Linked DNA regions of Mus musculus: region 2 is linked to region 1. Evidence: chromatin loops called from intact Hi-C (ENCODE). Cell type or tissue: heart. All regions are shown on one strand. Each heading gives the region's core, and the rest is flanking DNA. Links, peaks and the distances in the headings are about the cores only.

Evidence for each region. A loop is a pair of places that touch in the nucleus more often than their neighbours do. Peaks named below come from ENCODE experiments on the same cell type or tissue, not always from the same donor. Only the 100,000 strongest peaks of a DNase experiment are listed, where the experiment ranks them.
Region 2: it touches region 1 in a loop (2.2-fold over the local background); 7 of 42 quality-filtered maps call a loop at or near these places.

Annotation. Positions count from the first base shown.
Region 1 is chr11:97,068,437-97,078,947 of GRCm38, reverse strand. Osbpl7 (oxysterol binding protein-like 7) reads right to left here. Exons shown (of 23, transcript NM_001310509.2): 23 at 10,044-10,511. Among named protein-coding and RNA genes, the nearest start is that of Mir8103, 9.9 kb to the right of the region's middle. In heart, for the core only: a CTCF peak has its summit at 6,183 (motif pointing left); a DNase peak (open chromatin) is centred at 7,607; H3K27ac peaks cover 1,120 bases.
Region 2 is chr11:97,333,445-97,343,955 of GRCm38, reverse strand. It overlaps Gpr179 (G protein-coupled receptor 179), which reads left to right. Exons shown (of 12, transcript NM_001081220.2): 8 at 109-347; 9 at 580-718; 10 at 1,264-1,369; 11 at 2,470-2,616; 12 at 4,666-10,511. The coding sequence ends at 9,510. Among named protein-coding and RNA genes, the nearest start is that of Gpr179, 14 kb to the left of the region's middle. In heart, for the core only: no CTCF peak of the experiment used is centred there; DNase peaks (open chromatin) are centred at 4,875 and 5,425; H3K4me3 peaks cover 605 bases; H3K27ac peaks cover 788 bases; H3K27me3 peaks cover 5,139 bases.

The DNA of each region.
Region 1 (10,511 bases), core at 1,974-9,973:
TGCTGTCCATGGTGCTGGCTCACCAGGGCTCTAGTTGTGACATTAAGCCCCAAAGACCAAGAACCCAGAGGAGGCCTCTCATCTTGACTTCTTCTTGTTTTAGAATCTCCCACTAAGATGCAGCATCCCGAGAGTCATACGCTGGGCTGAACTTGATGAGAGGTGAGTTCACTACACTGTAGACCAAAGAAGAAAGCATGAAGTGACTTCAAAGGACAGAAATCCTAGTCACCTCACTTTCTGACCACAATCCAATTATGTTAAAATTTTAATAATGAAGACAAACACCAGTCACCATATATTTGAAAATGAGAACACCTCTGAATAATTCATGGGTCAAAGAAGAAAGCAGTGTGGGAATTTTGAAATACTTATGATTGAACTAAATGATAAAATGGAAAAAAAATCTTTCTTCCTTATATCAGATCAACAGAGCAAAACAGTGACCGACTCCACAGGTGTAGAAGAATTGTTGGCTTTGATTTGTTTTTCAAATCCTACTTTTCTTTTTTTTTTAATTAATTAATTTTTTTTTTTATTATATGTAAGTACACTGTAGCTGCCTTCAGACACACCAGAAGAGGGAGTCAGATCTCGTTACAGATGGTTGTGAGCCACCATGTGGTTGCTGGGATTTGAACTCAGGACCTTCAGAAGAGCAGTCGGGTGCTCTTACCTGTTGAGCCATCTCACCAGCCCCAAATCCTACTTTTCATAAGGGTTCATAAATGCTTTAACCTCCCTTCTAGCCCACCACCCACTAGAGGTAGTGGGAAAGAAAGGTTGTTAGGATATGGGGGAAGTGGGCCTGTTTAGAAATAGTCTTTGGGGGCTGGTGAGACGGCTCAGTAGGTAAGAGCACCCGACTGCTCTTCCGAAGGTCCAGAGTTCAAATCCCAGCAACCACATGGTGGCTCACAACCATCCGTAACGAGATCTGACTCCCTCTTCTGGAGTGTCTGAAGACAGCTACAGTGTACTTACATATAATAAATAAATAAATCTAAAAAAAAAGAAAAGAAAAGAAATAGTCTTTGGAGCAAATTCAACCTGTGCTGTCAGGATTTATAGCAGCAGTCTAGTTCAGTAGTGTCAGGATAGCAAACACGCATCAGCACAGTGGCAGGACCCAGCAGAAATAGCCAGGCCTCTGCCAAATCGGCACCAGTCAGCAGGAGTGACCAGGTCTGGCAGGGACACCAAGAGAAGTTCTCTGCTGTGCATCTCTCAATAAAGTGACGATCCAGACCAACAAAGTGTCACAAAGCTTGCTATACAACCCACCCCACGTCATTGTCCATTGAGTCCTATTTATACTCCCTGCAAGCATCACGCGTCTTTTCACGCATGGGCCTTGTCTCCCCACGAGCTTTTCCTTTACCTTGTCAGTCTGTCTTATAAAACCCCCATATAGGTCTGTATCAACTGACATCACTCTGCCAAAAGGCGAGACACTGCTCCAGAATGCCACCAGAAGTTTTTTGGTGTATTTCTTTCTCTGAAGTCCCGGCAAACAAACGATGATCATTAAGGAATGGCAAGGCATAGCAATACCATCCAGCACCGCCCACCGTACGTTGAGTCCTTCTTAACATCATGTGTCGGTTTCCACGTGTTTGCTTCAGCAAAAATCCTTTCACTCGTGTCTGCTTCAGGAAAGCATTGTTTGACATAACTGACTTTCCAAAGAAACCAGACATTTCCACTTCAAAGACTATTTTTCAATTCAGTGTTAATTTGAATTTTAAGAAACAACACCTTACCAGGGTGGTGGTGGCCTTTAATCCCAAAACTCAGAAGACAGATGGATTCCTGAGTTCAAGGCCAGCCTGGTCTGCAGAGTGAGTTCCAGAATAGCCAGGGCTGCACAGAGAAACCCTGTCTTAGAAAAAAATAAATAAAATGCAAAAAAAGAAAAAGAAGCTGGGCGGTGGTGGCGCATGCCTTTAACCACAGCACTTGGGAGGCAGAGGCAGGCAGATTTCTGAGTTCGAGGCCAGCCTGGTCTACAAAGTGAGTTTCAGGACAGCCAGAGCTATACAGAGAAACCCTGTCTCCAAAAACAAAAAACAAACAAACAAACAAACAAAAACAACCCCACTTAGAACCAAAAATATTGGGGCTGGAGAGATGGCTCAGTGGTTAAAAGTGCTGACTGCTCTTCTGAAGGTCCTGAGTTCAAATCCCAGCAACCACATGGTGGCTCACAACCATCCATAATGAGATCTGATGCCCTCTTCTGGTGCATCTGAAGACAGCTATAGTGTACTTGGATATAATAATAAATAAATTAAAAAGAAAAAGAAAGAAAAAACCTCTCGGCTGGGACTATACAGCTCAACAATGAATGCTTGCTTAACTAACATGCATAAGGCCCCAGGTTTGATCTCCAACACTATTAAAAGCAGGGGGAATCCGGGCAGTGGTGGTGCACGCCTTTAATTTCAGCACTTAGGAAACAGAGGCAGGAGGATTTCTGAGTTCCAGGACATCTCTACAGAGTGAGTCCCAGGACAGCCAGGGCTACACAGAGAAACCTTGTCTCGAAAAACAAACAAACAAACAAACAAATCGCAGGAGGAAAGACAGCTGTGAAGAAAACATCTTAGTAGATTACTGATTTATGGGCGTATGGGTGTGTGTGTGTGTGTGTGCGCGCGCGCGCGCGCGTGCGCTAATGCACATGCATGTGTGTACCCATGGAGGCTAGAAGAGGGACTGGATCCCCTGAAGTAGGGGTACGAGTGGTTGTGAGCTGCCTGGTGTGGTTGCTGGGGATGGAATTCTAACCACTCTTAGCTTCTAGGCAGCCACCAGCTCCAAGAATGTTCTTACCCCGAGATATATGTCTAAATAAATGGCGTCTGTAATAGATGTCATTTTAAATGGGGGAAATACTGACATCGTCTTAGCCCAAGGCATTGGTGGGTTGGGAGAGGCAGTGAGCCAGCGCATTCAGTTAATTTGGCAGCTTTTATTGTTGTTGCTTGTCTTTTGTTTGCTCATGGCAGGGTCTCATGTAGCCCAGGATGTTCTCAGGATGTAGCTGAAGATGACCTTGGAGTTATGATTCCTTTGCCTCTGGTGCCCGAATGCTGACATTACAAATCTATACCTCCCCCGCTTTATTCAGTGCTGGGGATCAAACCCAGGGCTTTGCATGTACCCCGTAAGCTTGCCACCCACCAAGCCCCAGCTCCTAACTTGATGTCTTTGCAACAACCAGAAATCTACTGTCAATCCTACAGAATATAACGCCCCATTTTCCTATTTCAGAATAAATAGTACCTCAAAATGCCCTCAGGAAATGAAGGCATTAACAAACATCTCTTGCTTGTTTTGGCTAAAATGTTTTTTTATGCTCTTGGATCACGCTAGTGCCATCCAGTAACAATTATAATATGTAGCTTTTATTTCACATTTTGTAAAAAATCACCTGTAATCCTGGCGTGGGAGGCAGAGGAAGAGAGTGAGCACAAGGTTAGCGGGGGGGGGGGGAGGGCAGGGGGCTACATAGCAAGATCCTGTCTCAAAAAATTACGGAAAGTGTATTGTATTTTATGATCATCATCATAAGTTGGAAGGTCTAGTCGGTGCAAGGGGTGGGGGCACAGCGGAGCGGCGGCCTGCTTTTCCAACACACAGGCTCTGGGTTTGAGTTTCTGCACTAAGAGAGTAAGATGAGAATTCTGGAAAAAGCAGAGAGATGGTGTACTGGCTGTTTTGTGTGTCAACTTGACACAAGCTGGAGTTATCACAGAGAAAGGAGCCTCCCTTGAGGAAATTCCTCCATGAGATCCAGCTGTAAGGCATTTTCTCAATTATTGATCAAGGGTGGGAGGGCCCCTTGTGGGTGGTGCTATCGTGGGCTGGTGGTCCTGGGTTCTATAAGAAAGCAAGCTGAGCAAGCCAGGGGAAGCAAGCCAGTAAGAAACATTCCTCCATGGCCTCTGCATCAGCTCCTGCTCCCTGACCTGCTTGAGTTCCAGTCCTGACTTCCTTAAGTGATGAACAGCAACGTGGAAAGTGTAAGCTGAATAAACCCTTTCCTCCCCAACTGCTTCTTGGTCATGGTGTTGTGTGCAGGAACAGAAACCCTGACTAGGACAGATGGAGAAAGGGGGCAGAGTGACACATGCTTACAATCTTAGCTTTGGGAGATGGTCAAGGCAGGGGGGGCAGGGGTTCAAGCCGCCTTCCCACAGTGAAGGGTAGAGCCAGCCTTGTTTCAAAAGAAGAGAGGGTGCTGGGCATGGTGGTACCCACCCTTAGTCCCACACTTGGGAGGTAGAGAGACACAGGTGGACTTCTGTGAGTTCAAAGTCAGCTAAGGCTACATAGTGAGATTCTGTCTCCAAAAAAAGGAAGAAAAAAAACAAACAAAGGAGGGAGGGAGGGAGGGAGGAAGAGAGGGAGGGAGGACACACGTGTGTGTTTACAACATGGTGGATAAGGAGTCTCTATCACCAGCTCTGGAGTGGGAACTGAGCAAGGCCATCTGGCAACTGACGCCATGGTTCAGCCAAGTAAGTAGCTGAGAGAAATCTCTACCCATGTGCCTGCAAAGCCTGGCTCGGGGTCCTCGGTTTCCGGCTACACTGATGGCTGAAGATGGTAGGGTGATGGTTCAGGGGTCTATTTGCGCTCGGCTTCACCTGCCTTCTTCGTCAGCTGTGGTCTTCCTGCTGGAGCTTTCTGTCTTCCTGCACACCAAGTGCTTTGCTGTACAAGAATCACTTTTGGGAAAAACAAAAACAAAAAATACTGACTAGGGCTGGAGAGATGGCTCAGCAGTTAGGAGCACTGACTGCTCTTCCAGAGGTCCTGAGTTCAAATCCCAGCAGCCACATGGTGGCTCACAACCATCTGTAAGGAGATCTGTTGCCCTCTTCTGATGTGTCTGAAGACAGATACAGTGCAGTCACATAAAATAAATAAATAAATCTTTTTTTTTTTTTAATGCTGACTCTTCATTTGAGTCCACCAGGTGGTTAGGAGCAGGAGGAAAGCCTGGATTCTCCCGTGACCTTGACCTTTATTTGGGGTCCCCTGATGGCCTCTACAATAGGTGTTCTCAGGGATGTCACCTAGAAACTGGTAACACCTAACCTCATTCTTCCTTAAGGCTGAAGGCACAAAGATAAGAACATCTGAGGTATCACATACAGTGGCCAAGAAGGCACCTGAAGGTCTCCAGCCACCGCCAGCCACCATACAGCTCGGTTTTTTTGACAGGGTTTCTCTGTATAGTCCTGGCTGTCCTGGAACTCACTTTGTAGACCAGGCTGGCCTCGAACTCAGAAATCCTCCTGCCTCTGCCTCCCGAGTGCTGGGATTAAAGGCGTGTGCCACCACGCCCGGCCCTCCCTGTACTTTTTAGACTTACTTATTCTTGTGTATATGAGTGATCTGTCCTCAGACACACCCAGAAGAGGGCATCAGATCTCATTACAGATGGTTGTGAGCCACCATGTGGGCCCTGGGAATTGAACTCAGGACCTCTGGAAGAGCAGCAACCAGTGCTCTTAACCTCTCCAGCCTCCCTGTTGTCTGCTTTAACTCAAAGCTTCATGTCAGTGCATGAAGATGAACGCAGGCATAGCTGGACTACACTGTATGTTCCTTTTCTCCGTGTGCACTGATTAAAACTCTGCCCTGCCCCCTTTCTTCATCCCTTTGGTTGGCGTATTGGGATGAGTGGCCAAGTACATCTATCTGTTCAGGCTGCAAGAGCTTGTGTCCTAAAAGTCTGGTTAACCTGGAACATCCTTTGTATGTCCTCCTTTATCTGCCTTACCAAAAGGAAGTCCAGAGGTTACATTTAGGGTCCCAGTTCCAGGATGTGTGGGTTGTGGGGCTCAGGAGAGTTGTTCATATAACCTAAGGAAAAGTCCTCTTCTGGCAGCTTCAAGGGTAGAAGGTCCTGGCCCCGCTGTCCCAGAGCCCTGTGACCTGGTAGAGAGGCCCAGCTACCCTCCAGTGGCGTCCAGGTGTGGTTGGGGTCTACAAGAATGAGAAGTTTCTCTCCAGTGCTCTGAGTTATGGTGGGGCAGAGGTGATCTAAGTGGACATTCACAGGATGTACACTGGATGTCATTTCTTCTGCTCTGATTTAACAGTGACAATAGTCACATGCTTGGAATACTTTGAGTCTCTGTGTATGGCAAAATTGTTCATTTCTAGAGTGCCAGGCGCCCTCTTGAGGATTCTTTGAGAATTGCTCTTTTTGTGTGTGTGTGTGTGTGTGTGTGTGTCTGCTCTCCTCTCCTTCCAGCAGTGTCCCGACCCTTCCAGTCCATTCTCCTACCCATACCATTCCCATAGCTCAGCCCACCCACTTCCTTCCTGGAGACAGATACTTCATTTTGAGGTACCTTTCATATTATGAATCTAGAATGTACCAGATCGATGACTTGGGGCCTCCTGTCTGGAATTGCCTGTGTAAAACAACTTTTCTTGGAATATTTTGGGCTTTTTTTTTTTTCTTTCTAAATGCAACTTAGGTATCTCCGTCATATTTTCAGTAACAAAATTAAAAATGGCAAATGTATTTTCAGGTAGAGCTGTGTGTGGTTGGAAGATCCGAGGCATCTGGAGTAAGAGGGCAGTGACCTCACCACTGCGGTCCCGGGCGCTCCCCTACGGTCAGGTCTCTTCTTCCCCTTTGTCCACCATGGAAGGGGCTTGGCTTAACACACAGCTTTGCTTCAAGCTGAGTCAAGATTTTAGATCATGAAGTCCACATGCGTCCCCTTTACCTCATCTGGCCCTGCTTTCCAGCCAAAGCCAGATGTTTAGGTCTGTCCTGAGGACCAGCAGTTAACAGTGCTGTCAGGACCCTACTTAGGGGCCTGAGAGTGGTGATGGCCATTCCTTTCTATTGAGCAGTAAAAGATGATCCCTGTCTATTTGAATGGCTGCCGTAGGCCCTGAACCCTCTCTACAGATCCCATCCAGAGCCAGACCACCAACTCTCAGGCTGGCACCTGATCGTGTCAGTAACAACCCAGCAGACCCTGTCAGGGATGGGGCAGTGGGTGTCCATACACCTATTATCCTGGAATTCGGGAGGCTGAGACAGTAGGGACTGCCTTGAGTACAGGGCCAACCTGGGCTATCTAACAAAACCCTGTCTCAGAAAGTGGGGAAGGCCCACTATAGCTAAACTCTGGTGTGTCAGTGCATTTCAGCATTTGGCAGGCCAGAGGATTTCAAGCTGAAATCCAGCTCCAGGACACAGGAGCACTCTGTCTCCAAATGCGATTGAAAAAGAAAGAAAAGGGCCTTTCTGAAGGAAGCAGACATATGGGACCAGTAAAGATGATCATAGCCTTATCTTGTCGCCTTGTTCCCACCTGCACCTGCTCAGCTGGCACCTGCCTTCCACTGAGAGAGAGGACACACAGTTGAGATGCAGACGCTATAGAAGACCTAGTCCTCACCTCTCAGGGACTTTAATATTGGACATGGGTCTATTTCAAACCCCAGCTCTTTGACTATGTAGAGGAGGTTGGATGCAGGTTGGTCTCGCTGGTGTTCTGCTGCTCTGAGAGGAAGGTGGGGGATGGAGGGAGAGTGTGCTCAGTGTTATAAAAAGGTCCTGATGTATGTAGGCTTCAGCTGGCTTGGGGGATGGGCCCTGGAGTTATTTCTGGCATATGGTGTTAGGTCAAGTGTGTTCATGTTAATAGTCTCCATAAATAAACTGGAGATGGGAGGCAGGAGGATCACAAGTTCAAGGCCAGACCACATAGCAAGACTGTCTGGGCTGGAGAGATGGCTCAGTGGTTAAGAGCACTGGCTGCTCTTCCAGAGGTCCTGAGTTCAATTCCCAGCAACAACATGGTGGCTCACAACCATCTGTAATGGGATCTGATGCCCTCTTCTGGTGTGTCTGAAGAGTGACAGTGTATTCACATAAAATAAATAAGTCTAAACCAAACCAAACACAAAAAATAGACTCTAATTTGACGAGATGAAACCAATCTAATAACTGCTGGTGCGATCATAATGCCACTGGCCATAATGGTTCACGCTTGTGGCCTTGGTACTTGGGAGGCTGAGGTAGGAGGGCTACTGTGAGTTCAAGACTAGCCTGGGCTACAGAGCGAGTTCCAGATCAGCCTTGGTAACATTAGAACATATCTTAAAACAGAACAAAAAAAAAAATCCTCTGCCACCAACAGAAGTCCCTGCCAATGCAGAACCCACTCTTCCTTTAGACGGGGGATAGAGGAGAAAAAGCCTGTGCAGAAGTCTCCACAGCCTTTTGCTTCAGCTCGCACAGGCTTCTGGGCACCAGGGGGTGGGGGTGGGGGGGGGAGGTGGAGGTGATCGGGCATTTTAAGCAGGAAAGCTGTTCATTTGAAACATCACTCTCGGGAGCTGGGATTGGTGGCTCAGGCAATGTCTGTGTTCAAGAGGCTGAGACAAAAAGATTGCTGAACACTGCACATTCAAGGCCATCCTGGACTACTTAGGGTTTCACAGGGAGTCTGGGTAGAGCATAGACACTCTGTCTCAAAAAAGACAACTGGAGACACACACAAACACACAGACAGACAGACAGACAGAGACAGACAGAGAAAGACCGACAGGAAGGTAGGCAGACAGACTGATGGCTCAGTAAGTAAAGTGTGTGCCTTGTAAGTGCCAAGGACCCACACTCGTTTCCCAGAACAGTTCATGCTGTGATCTCACTGGGGATAAGATGGGAGATCGCCTTAGTTAGGGTTTCATCGCTGTGAAGGGTCACCATACGGCAACTCTTACAGAAACAACATTTCACTGGGGCTGTCCTACAGTCTCAGAGGTTCGGTCCATTATAATCATAGCAGGAATGATGGGAGTGTCCAGTGTCTAGAGGAGCTGAGAGTTCTTTATTTTACTGGAAGGCAAACAGAAGACTGGCTTCCAGGCATCTCGGAGGGTCTTAAAGTCCAAGCCCAGGGACACACTTCCTCCAACAAGGCCACACCTTCTAATAGTGCCACTTCCTGGGCCAAGTGTATTTAAACTGCCACAGAGATAGATACAGGGAGTGTCTTGGGTCTCACTGGCCAGCTAGCCTATAGATGTTCCAGATCAATGAGACCCAATCTCAAATAAAAGATAGAAGGTTCCAGAGGAAAGATACCTGAGGTTGTCCTCTGATCTTCATATGAAAATATGTGCACACCCACACCTGTACACACACACACACATACACACACACACATACACACACACATATACACAAACTAGACAAATGAAAACCTACAGCCAAAGCCAGAGATCTGAAAGCCAGTATGTCAGCAGGGCCAGCTCCTTCTCAGGGACTCAGACACCGTCTGCCTCTGCTGGTTTACAGCATGCTGGATGGTCCTGCCTGTGGAGGCCTCCTGTCAGTTTGCCCACCACCCATAGTGCAATGGCCCTGAATGGCCCACTTCCCACAGTGCTCTTCCCTGTGGCCAACTTTCTTGTTCACACAAGGAACCAGTTGGTCTGCCAAGTCCCTGCTTCCAAAGGCCACAGTTCCAGGAATTAAAAACATTGTGTGTGTGTGTGTGTGTGATCCATGGTTTCCATAGATCAGACTCAGACCAGCATACTTGTATAACAAAGTGTCTTTATCCCTGAGACAACTTTTACTTTGTTTTGTTTGCTTTTTTTGAGACAGGGTTTCTCTGTGTAACAGCCCTGGCTATCCTGAAACTCACTCTACAGACCAGGCTGGCCTTGAACTCACAGAGACCCGCCTAGCTCTGCCTCTCAAGTGCTGGGATCAAAGGCGTGTGCCACCACACCTAGCTCTCCCTTGAGCCATAATGCTGGCCCAAACAAGTTAACGTTTGTCAAGGTCTTACCCCAGTCCTTGGTCAGTGCTGAGGACTGAACCCAGGATTGACTTTCTGTGTGCTAGGCCATCACTCTGCCCCTGAGCTACATCCCTGCTCCTTTGGAGATGAACCTTTTAGAGGGTCACGAGTCAATCTACAGCAGTGGCTATGAGCTTCCCCCAGAGCTTGAGAACCTGTGGTTTTCAATGAGTGGTCACAGGCCAAAGTCTAGGACAGTCTTTATTGGAGCTTGGAATGTAAGAGCAATTCACCTGACTCAGGCAAACTGAGAAAATGAGCAGCAACAGAGTGACAGACACCAGCAGCAGCGGAGGTGTCCTGGCTACATTAGGAATCCCGCTCGCCGGCAAGCAGGACACACACACTCACACTCCTACACAAACTTACACTCATACTGGCTCACTCCCTCCTGGGTGAATCTGAGGCCAGGCACCCCAGACTGCTCCCCATCTCTTGGGACTTCTGCTAAGCTGAGCCTGAAGGGACCACTGGTGGAGCAGGGAACGGAGGAGCTGAAGCTGCGGGTGCTTTGCCGTTTGGGAGAAGGGGATGCAGGACAAGGGGATGGGTCAGGGCACAGGGAAGATGCTGGAAGAGAGGACAAACAGACGGGAAGGGGGCATCTCCTCTCCTTCACTCACTCCAACCTTACAGCACAGCCAGCGCCCC
Region 2 (10,511 bases), core at 868-8,867, 270 kb before region 1:
AGCTTTTGGAAAGGGCACTAAAGGTAACACGCCACGCGGCGGCGCTGGGGAGCAATGGACAGAGTTCTGGGCTCTGGCCCCAACCTCCGTGTACCTTACTCCCCTCAGGGTGCTCCAGCTGTTTCTGTCTCGAACTGCCCAGCGGGTGCCACACCCAAGTAGCGGGCAGCTGCTGCGGCGTCTGGGGCAGCTCCTGCTGCTGGTATTGGGCTTCCTGGTTGTGTGGACAGCGGGCGCCCTGGAGCCAGGCACCCAGCACACAGCTCTGGTGACCCGGGGTCACACTCCCACTGGCCGCCACTTCTACCTCTGTCACCATGACCACTGGGACTACATCATGGTTGTGGGTGAGCTCCTTCTCCTGACCCCAGCCTCCTCTGCTCTTGACTAGTCACCTCCAGGGGATTCCTTGTGTTAGCTCACCCTGGGTCTGGGCTACCCAGCACACTTGGTTTTGGAGAGGGTCAGCAGGCTGCTGAAGTGGTAAGGGATCTCTCTCTCTCTCTCTCTCTCTCTCTCTCTCTCTCTCTCTCTCTCTCTCTCTCTCTCTCTCTCTCTCTCTCTCCCCGATCCCCACAGCGGAAATGCTGCTGCTTTGTTGGGGCAGCTTCCTCTGCTATGCCACCCGGGCTGTCCCCTCAGCCTTCCACGAACCACGCTACATGAGCATTGCCCTGCACAATGAGCTACTGCTCTCTACTGCCTTCCACACTGCCAGGTGAGAAGCCGCCCTTCTTCCTGAGACTCCTCCCACCCGGCCCATGTTCCCCACCTCCCGGTGAGGGGGCCCGTCTCACAATAATCCCAGCAATCCTGCTATACCTTTCCTATACCCCAGATCTCCGTCAGAAGAAATACCCAATCCACAAGAGGAAGTATGTCTCCTTCCTAATTCCCTGTCTCCAGCCTACGTGTTTTTCCCCCCAAGCCCTTGCTCCCTGCTTACTCCTTAGCCTTTGCTTCAGAGCAGCAGGCCTGCTGTGGGCCCTGGGTCTGTGGTGGACAAAGGAGCAAATCACAGGGTGATCCCTGAGTGCAGTGCTATCAGTGGAATGGAATCTCTTAGGTGGACGTCTCAGGAAATGGAATTAATGGGAAGCCTGGGATTATATCTGTGATTCAGAGAGGGAAGAAATCGTGTTCTGCTGGCCACTGCCAGGCAGGGCTGGGGCTGAAGCAGGGGCAGAGAGTCAGTGAGGTGAGGCAGGCAGGCTGCTCCCACCTACGCTGATTGATGGTCACCCTGTCCCATCTGGCCCTCAGGTTTGTGCTGGTTCCTTCCCTGCACCCAGACTGGACACTTCTCCTCTTCTTCCTCCATACCCACAGTACAGTCACAGCCACACTTGCTCTGATCTTCATCCCTAAGGTAAGGTCCTTCCCCTACTGCATAAGGTAGGCCCTCAGCCCCTTGGTAAAGAACGCTGTGGCCCTGACACCTTGCACTCTCTCCAATCAAGAATGATGAGCATCCCAGGCAAGGAGGTGGTTGGGAGAGGAGCTGTTCCCTGCTTCCAGTTCCCTCACAAGCAACATAGAGCTAGGAGTGGACAAAGAGCATTTGGGGGAGTTTTGTTGCTGTTGCTGCTGTTGCTGTTGTAGGGTTTGGTTTGGTTTGGTTTGGTTTGGTTGGTGTTTTTGGTTTTTTTTTTTTTTTTTTTTTTTTTTTGGTTTGGTTTGGTTTAGTTTGGTGGGGTTTTTTTTTTTGGTGGGATTTTGGTTTTGGTTTTGTTTTTTTGTTTTGTTTTGTTTTCAAGACAGGGTTTCTCTGTGTAGTCCTGGCTGTCCTGGAACTCACTCTGCAGACTAGGCTGGCCTCAAACTCAGAAATCCACCTGCCTCTGCCTCCCAAGTGCTAGGATTAAAGGCGTGCGCCACCACTGCCCGGCGGTTGGTTGGTTTTTTTTTTTTTTTTTTAAAGATTTATTTATTTAATATGTAAGTACACTGTAGCTGTCTTCAGACATTCCAGAAGAGAGAGTCAGATCTTATTACAGATGGTTGTGGGCCACCATGTGGTTGCTGGGATTTGAACTCTGGACCTTCGGAAGAGCAGTCGGGTGCTCTTACCCACTGAGCCATCTCACCAGCCCCGGTTGGTTGGTTTTTTGAGTCAAGGTTTCTCTGTGTAGCCCTGGCTGTCCTGGAACTGGCTTTGTAGACCAGGCTGGCCTCAAACTCACAGAGATCTGACAGCCTCTGCCTCCCAAGTGCTGGGAGTAAAGGCGTGCGCCACCATGTCCGGTATCCTTTCAATCCAGCCGGTAGACTCTGAAGGTGTGGAATGCAGTTAGCACACAGAGGCGGATGGAGAACGGAAGGCCATGCCTAAGGATGCTGTGCTGGTCACTGCTGAGGGAGAATGGCAGGGAAGCCTTAGTGTCCAAACCAGGAAGGGGTGGGGGTGAAGACTCATGAAGGAAAGGCAGAGTAGGTTTCCCTCCCGCCCCCTCCACCTGTCTCGGACAGTTCTGGAAGCCAGGGGCACCTCCCCGGGAAGAAATCTTGGATGAAGTGTATGAGGATGAGCTGGACCTGCAACGCTCAGGCTCCTACCTCAACAGCAGCATCGCCTCGGCATGGAGTGAGCGCAGCCTGGAGCCAGGGGATATTCGGGTAGGTTTCCCCTTCCCTCCCCAAATGTCTTTGACATCACCTTTTTTTTTTTTTTTTTAAAGATTGACTTACTTTATGCATATGCGTATTCCACTATTACTCTCTTCAGACACTCCAGAAGAGGGCATCAGATCCCATTACAGATGGTTGGGAGCCACCATGTGGTTGTTAGGAATTGAACTCAGGACCCCTGGAAGAGCAGTTGGTGCTCTTAACCGCTTGAGCCATCTCTCCCTCCCTCCCCTTTTTAGTATCTCTGTGTCTCTGGTATCAGAACCTTGGCGGTCCTGACCTTGCTTTGGAGACCAGGCTGGCCTCACAGATATCTGCCCCCCTTTGTCTTCCAAGTACTAGGATTAAAGACATCATACCCAGCCTTGAGATCAACTTTTAAGGACTGAGCAGAGGAACACAGCTGTGCTACCACTGGCTTGGGGTACCACTGAATCACCCCCAAGGCCTCCCTCCCTCTAAGACTGTACCTCCCTTTTCTGCTAGCCTGGGCTCCCCAAAACCCAAACGCCCAGGCCTAGCCAAGAGTACACTCTTAACCCCATATCATCATGGAGACAGACTAGAAAAGACTAAAAAAGAGTCTCTAGCAAGATGGAATAACTGAAGAGCCTAGGGGTGAGCTGTAAGGACTAGGAAGTTTCAGCAGACTGGCCACCAGGATCCCCTTTCTTTCAGTGGGCCTTAGGAAAAAGTGGCTTTCTGGAGGATAGCTCTGAAGAAGCTTATTTTTCTTCTCAAGGGCATTATATAGAGCCAGGGGTTGAGAGAAATCAGGAGGTCATGTGGTTTTATATATAACCCAAGGCAAAGAAGCCATCTTGGGAAGCCACCCACCTACCCTTCACATCTCCCAGTTCCTCATTCCAACAACCTCTGCAGGTCTTCCCGCAGCCTCCTCATCTTCTGAGCTCTGCCTAGTCTGCCTTGGCGCTCCTCCCTGAACTGAGAAATCAGAGCATAGCCAAAGCCTGATGAAGGGCAGCCTGGCCTACAGAGTGAGCTCCAGAGCAGTCAGGGCCACAGATAGAAACTTCACCTCAAAACCAACAAACAAAACAGAACAAACCAAAACCCCAACTCTACAGAGGCACAGAGAGAGGGCAATAAGATAGCTTTGAGATGCAGGTGGGTTAGAAGTTTCATGCCCAGCCTGTCCCTTCATGCCGGACATCTCCCCAGAGATCACAGTGCCCCAGAGAAGTTAGAACACTCTAAACCCTGAGGGCTAAATAGAGCCAGACCCAACATGGCTCTGGTCCTGCAGCAACGGAGTGGTGAATTCTGAGTTTAAGAAACAAGAAAAGGCCAGGCAGTGATGGCGCACGCGCCTTTAATCCCAGCACTTGGGAGGCAGAGGCAGGCGGATTTCTGAGTTAGAAGCCAGCCTGGTCTGCAGAGTGAGTTCCAGGACAGCCAGAGCTACACAGAGAAACCCTGTCTCAGGAAAAATGAAAAAGAAAAAGAAAAAGAAAAAGAAAAAGAAAAAGAAAAAGAAAAAGAAAAAGAAAAAGAAAAAGAAAGGCAGGCTGGTGAGATGGCTCAGAGGGTAAGAGCACTGACTGCTCTTCCAAAGGTCCTGAGTTCAATTCTCAGCAACTACATGGTGGCTCACAACCATCCATAATGAGATCTGACACCCTCTTCAGATAGTAGTGTCTGAGGACAGCTACAGTGTAGTTGCATATAATAAATAAATAAATTTAAAAAAAAAAAGAAAAAAGGAAAGGAAAAGGGAGAAAGAAAGAAAGAAAGAAAGAAAGAAAGAAAGAAAGAAAGAAAGACAGGAAGGAAGGAAGGAAGGAAGGAAGGAAGGAAGGAAGAATGAAAGAAAGAAAGAAAGAAAGAAAGAAAGAAAGAAAGAAAGAAAGAAAGAAAGAAAGAAAGGAAGAAAGAAAGAAAGAAAGGGATACAACTTGGTGGAGAAGTGATTCCCCAGAGAGAATAGTTTAACTGGGTGGGGGAGTGTCATGGAGGAGAGCACTGTTGGTGGCAGGATGGACTCAGCCATCTCAGAGGTGGCCCCCTTCCTTACAGGATGAGCTGAAGAAACTCTACGCCCAGTTAGAGATCCGAAAGACCAAGGAGATGGCTGCTAACAACCCCCACCTGCCCAAGAAGCGGGGCAGCTCGCACCAGGGATTGGGCCGCTCTTTCATGAGATACCTGGCCGAGTTCCCAGAGGCCCTGGCTCGGCAGCACTCTCGGGACTCGGGCTCTCTCGGCCTCGGCAGCCTGCCAGGCTCTTCCCGACGAAGGCTCCTCAGCTCCAGCCTTCAAGAAACGGAGAAGCCACCGGCCCTCCGCAAGACCCGCAGCACTTATGACCACCACAGGGAACATAACACTCTCCCCTTCGACTCCACGCTGAGACGGACCCTGTCCAAGAAGGCTTCCCCCACAGACGGCCGAGAGTCGTTGGCAGACGGGCCCCCAGCCCTGGGCTTCAGGTCTGCCAGTGCTCACAACCTGACAGTGGGAGAAAGACTCCCTCGAGCCAGGCCCATCTCCCTGCAGAAGTCACTCAGTGTGGCGGCTGGCTCCAGGGAAAAGGCGCTGCTGGTGGCCAGTCAAGCCTACCTGGAGGAAACCTATCGGCAGGCAAAAGAGAGAGAGGAAAGAAAGAAGGCTGAGGCAGCCATGGTGAGCCCGGTGCGGAGGCCATCGACCAGGAGGCTGGAATGGCCTCTAAGGGCTCCTCTGTCAGCCCCACCTTCTCCTGGCAAGAGCAGCAGCATGGACAGCTCTCAAACCACTGCGAGGCCTCATGAAGAGGCTGGGAGAAGGCTGCCTCACCCACCCATCAGGCACCAGGTCTCCACACCGGTCTTGGCTCTGTCCGGGATCTGCCTGGGAGAGCCAAGAATGTTGTCTCCCACTCCGGCCTCCACATTGGCTCCTATTCTGTTGCCGGCTCCGGCCCCAGCCCCCGCCCCTGTTCTGGCACCAGTCTCAAAACCCCCTCAAAGCCCCACCCTTCTCACTTTCATCTGCCCCTGGGAGAATGCAGAACTTCCAGGCAAGAAAGAAAATGTGGTCCAGGAAGACCCGGCAGGGCCAGAGCGAAGCGGCCACTCACCTGCCTCTGCTCGTACCAAGATCTGGAGGGCCCTGTCTGTGGCAGTGGAGAAAAGGGGGACTGGAGAGAGTGAGGCACTCACAGAGGGTGGGCATGTCCAGGGGGAAGCCGATGATACAGATGAGGAAAAGCCCAAGGTCTTCTCAAAATCCCACAGCCTCAAGACCCCTCTGCAGCAGGGTTCCGTGCGCAGCCTGGGCCTGGCCATTAAAGCTCTGACCCGGTCTAGGAGCACCTACAAAGAGAAGGATGGTGGGGAGGGCACCCCTGAGACTGAGAAGGGAAAGCCTACCGAGGTGAGCACAGGGGCTCCACTCCGATCTCCCAGGCTAGGCCGGCCCAAGGCAGTGAGCAAACAGGTTGCCCTCGCCCCCTGCGAAGATGAAGAGTCCCTCCAGAACCAACAGAACGCTCACACCAGCCGCATGCTCCACGTTTGTCAAAAGGAGGGCAGCCGAGAGCAAGAAGATAGGAACAAGAGAGTGGCCCCGGGTCCAGGGGAGCGGAAAGTTGAGAGAACTGGTAAAATAACGATGACCACACTGAGGCAAGTTTTTGGGGAGAAAAATGCTGAACAAGCGAAGGAATCCCCCGCGGGATACCAAGAGGTGCCCAACCCTGCCCTCCAGTCCCTGGGCAGTGCTGACCACAGGGTGGCAGAGGTGTGCCCCTGGGAAGTAACTGAACCCGAATCAGGAATGGACCCGCCAGAGAGTGTCAACAAGGCCAAAGTCTACTCCTGGGAGAGGACTGAGGGAGGAAGCCTTGAGAAGAAGCCATCAAGACAAGTCCTAAGTAGGTCCTGGGAAGAGAGAGAGAAAGTCCTAGCGGAGTCAGAGACCGAAGGTGTGGGTGCCATTCCTCGGAAGAAGCCGGAGAGGCTGGTCCGGAGCCAGGAGGCTGTGTGTCCCTGGGAGAGCCCGGACTCTGGAGGTCTGTCTCCTCAATTAGTGCATCAGGAGTCTGACAGAACTGGGGGCAGGTTTGTGGTAGTGAGCAAAGGAGACGCACACCCAGAGGCTCTTCCGTCCCATGCTGCCAAGGCAGAACTGTGCCTGTGGGAGATGAGTGATGTGGGGGAGGGGACATCTACTCAGAGGGTACAGGAACTCCCTGAAGAAAGGCAGAAATCCCCCAAGAAGGCAACCTTCTGGGGAGAACGGAATCTGGGCGGAGACCTGGTGTCTCTCTGTCCGTGGGAAAGTACTGATTTTCGGGGCCCTTCAGCCGTCTCACTTCAAGCCCCAGGAAGCTCAGGTAGTTTGGGCAGTGGTATTGCGGAGGTATGCCCATGGGAGGCGGAGAACATAGCTAATGACAAGAAAGCTGAGGTCTGTCCCTGGGAGCTGGGGGAGGAGCTAGCAGGTTCAGACGGGCTGAATCCGGGGGCAGATGGGAAGTCTCTCCCAGGAAAGGAGACTCCCTCCAGAAAGGGATGCTTAGCAGAGTCGGGGGAGCAAACCGTGAGGGCAAAACCCACAGTCCCTCAAGGACAGGAGTCAGTATGCCCTTGGGAGGATGAAGCCCCTGAGCGGTCCAGCCCACAGCCAGACAAAGCTTCCTCCAAGGCCGGTGAGAAACTCCTAAGCCATGGGGGTAGCCAGGTACTGCAAGTGTGTCCTTGGGAAGCAGTCAAGCCAGAGGAAAAGCAAGCAACACTTTCAACAGCAGAAATCTGTCCCTGGGAAGTAGATGGACAACCAGAGACCAGGACATCAGAACACCCATCAAAAGGAGAAGTTCACAAAGATGAGGAGAAAATGCCGGGGAGAGCAAGGATCAAAGCACAGGAAGAGGCTGAGGGGCGGATCCAAAAGCAGGAAGCAATCTGCCCCTGGGAGAGCATGGCCCCGGGTAGCACCCCACAAAGAGACACAGAGAAAGCCCAAGCCTCTCTCCAGAGGCAAGGCAGCGTGGCAGGCAGAGCTGCTGAGATCTGTCCCTGGGAAGTGGGGACTGAGGTTGGAGAGGAAAGGACTATTGGAGCTGAAGCCTCTGAGGCCCGTCCGAACGATGCAGGCCACGCGTCTACAGATTCTGGATCCAGGCAGGTAGCTGCCAGTGCTCCAAAAAAGTCAGAGAGGCTTGGTTCGGAGAAGGAGGTGGTCTGTCCCTGGGATAGCTTGAGTCCAGGGGACTCCTCTCAGCAGCCAGACACTCCGAACACTGAGAAACTAAAAGATGAACTCCAGGAACACGGGAGCTCCAGGCCCATAGAGGTGTGTCCCTGGGAAGCCGAGGAAGTTCCTACTGGTGAAAAAGCCAAGATCTGTCCCTGGGAATTGAATGAAGGGACGGTGGGAAAAGGACTGGAGCGAGAGCCGGGATGCGAGCCAGAACGGCAAAGGAGACAGAATCTAGAAGAGGCAGGACTCCCCTTCCAAGAAGAAGGCACGTCAAAGGGGGACACAAAACTCTGCCGGGAACAGGAAGGGGAAGCTATCTGTCCTTGGAAACCACCTGCCCAGGTCCCCAAGGTCTCAGACTTGCCCCTCAGCACTGTTGGTCAGGGAGTAGAAGGACAGTCCTTGGAAGCAAGTGACAGGGCATCAGAGAAGGGAGAGCTGAGACAAGACCTGAAGATGGGTTCTCTCCCAGAATACATAACCCAAGTGGTTCCTGTCGATGGGGGAGGAGCAAGCTCGGAACTTCAGCCTATAAGCCTGCAGGAAGGCATGGTACTGGCAGGCTCTTCCTCCCATCCACACATCCAGTGCCCTGACCAACCTAGAGTTAGCTCCCAGCCCTTGGTCAGCACCGGGGATGGGACTGCTGAGGTGTGCCCATGGGATGCTCCTGACTCGGACAGTGACACCAAGGTTGAGCCCTGTGCCCAGAAGGTGACTGGGAGAGTTACAGAGACAGAGATGTCAAGACAAGATGAAAAGGAGAAATCTCAAGAGGAGAAAGAGCGAGCCCCTGAAACACGAGATCACGAAGGTGTGGCCGTTCAGAAAATGCCACAGACCAGCAACTTTGGGAAGCAGGAAGCTGTGTGTCCCAGGGAGAGTCAGGACTTTGGGGTGCAAGCAGCTACAGATGCTTCTGATGGAAGCAAAGGCGGTTCTGAGAAAGTGTGTCCTTGGGAAGTAGAAGAGGTCCCTTCTATCAAGGAAGCTGAGATCTGCCCCTGGGAGGCAAGTCCAGGAGCTGTGGGGGAGGGGGCGCTGGACCTGGGGCAGGATGGAGAGTCACAGGGGGAGGGAAGGGCTGAAAGACATCTCTTGAAGGCAGCAGAGACAGTCTGCCCCTTAGAAGGCACAATGTCATCAGGGCTCTTCACCCAGGAAGACGTGGTGGACACAGACCTCCCCAAGGTTGGTCTTCATGGAGCAAGCAGCCCAGGGAAAGGGCTAGCAGAACTGTGTGTGTGGGAAGTCACAGACCCGGAAGGAAATAAAATCAAGGGTACCATGGCAGACATCTGTCCCTGGGAGGAGACTAGAGCCCAATCTGATGAATCTGGCCCCCTGGCTTTACCAGTAACCCAGGCAGGTGTGCCAGCTGCCCCTGAGAAATCAGTCTGTCTCTCGGTACACGGACCGTTGGAGAGCTTTCTCCCAGAGAGCAAGAGTGTCCGCCCAGACATCAGCAAGCCACCTGGCTCTTCCCGCCCGGAAGGCGTCAGAGAACAAGAACCTTTGGAGCTTGAGACTGGAGCCAAGTCAGTTCCAAAGCCAAGCCCCACAGAAACGGAGGCTCCAGAGTCTTTCACCTTAACTGACGACCAAGGACTAATGGCTTCTGAAGGAGAGGCTGGAGAACTCAGCCCTCCCCCTGACTACCCTTGGGACTGTGAATGACAGCACCCTCCCCCTGACTACCCTTGGGACTGTAAATGACAGCACCCCCCCCTGGCTACCCTTGGGACTGTGAATGACAGCACCCTACCCCTGACTACCCTTGAGACTGTGAATGACAGCACCCTCCCCCTGACTACCCTTGGGACTGTGAATGACAGCACCCTGGTGGGGGTCAGAACTCCTTCAGGACACTTCCTGTGTTCCAGTGTTCCCAAAGAGCTGACTCAAAGATAGCTTGGGTACTTCCTGGGCCCAGGAGGCCAGATGGCAACCCATTCAGAAGGAACTGTAGAAGAAGGGTTGGAGCCCAGGGGACATTCTGTTCTCCCCACTTCTCTCCCTGCTTCAGGAAACAGAAACTAGACCTTCATCTTCTAAAGAGTTCTGCCATTCGTCCAGAGTACCCTACACAGCTGTTCAAACTGGAATTCTCCCAAAGTTTACCCAAGGTAGCAAAACAACTAGAGCACTTAAGGGAGTAGCAACTGGGGACTGTGGGCAAGAGAAGGCTATAAGGCCATGTAGTTCAGGATGAAAGATGAGATGGCTCTGTGATTGAGAGCGCATGCTGCTCTTGCACAGGACCCAGGTTTGGATCTCAACGGCCAAGACAAATCGGCTTATAACCACTTGTGACTCCAGCTTGGGGAGGGGGGTGTCCTCCAATTTCTTCTCCTGGTCTCTGAGGCTACCTACACTCATGTGCACATATCCCCACAGAGACAGACATATAGAGAGACACACACACATATACACACAAAATTAAAATAAATATTTAAAAGATGAAAACTAAACCAGAGGAAAACAAAGACAAAAATAATGTGTCTGGAAAAAAGCCTCACAGGCCTAGACCTTGCCCCTCTCCCCACCCCTTTCCCTGACACGTGGTCCCATAGAGGACGGGCTGGGACATCTAAAAATCAGGATGTAGCTAAGGCTGAACTTTTATCTTCCGGTCCTCCTGCCTCCACTTCCTGGGGTCCAGGATCACAGGTGTACAA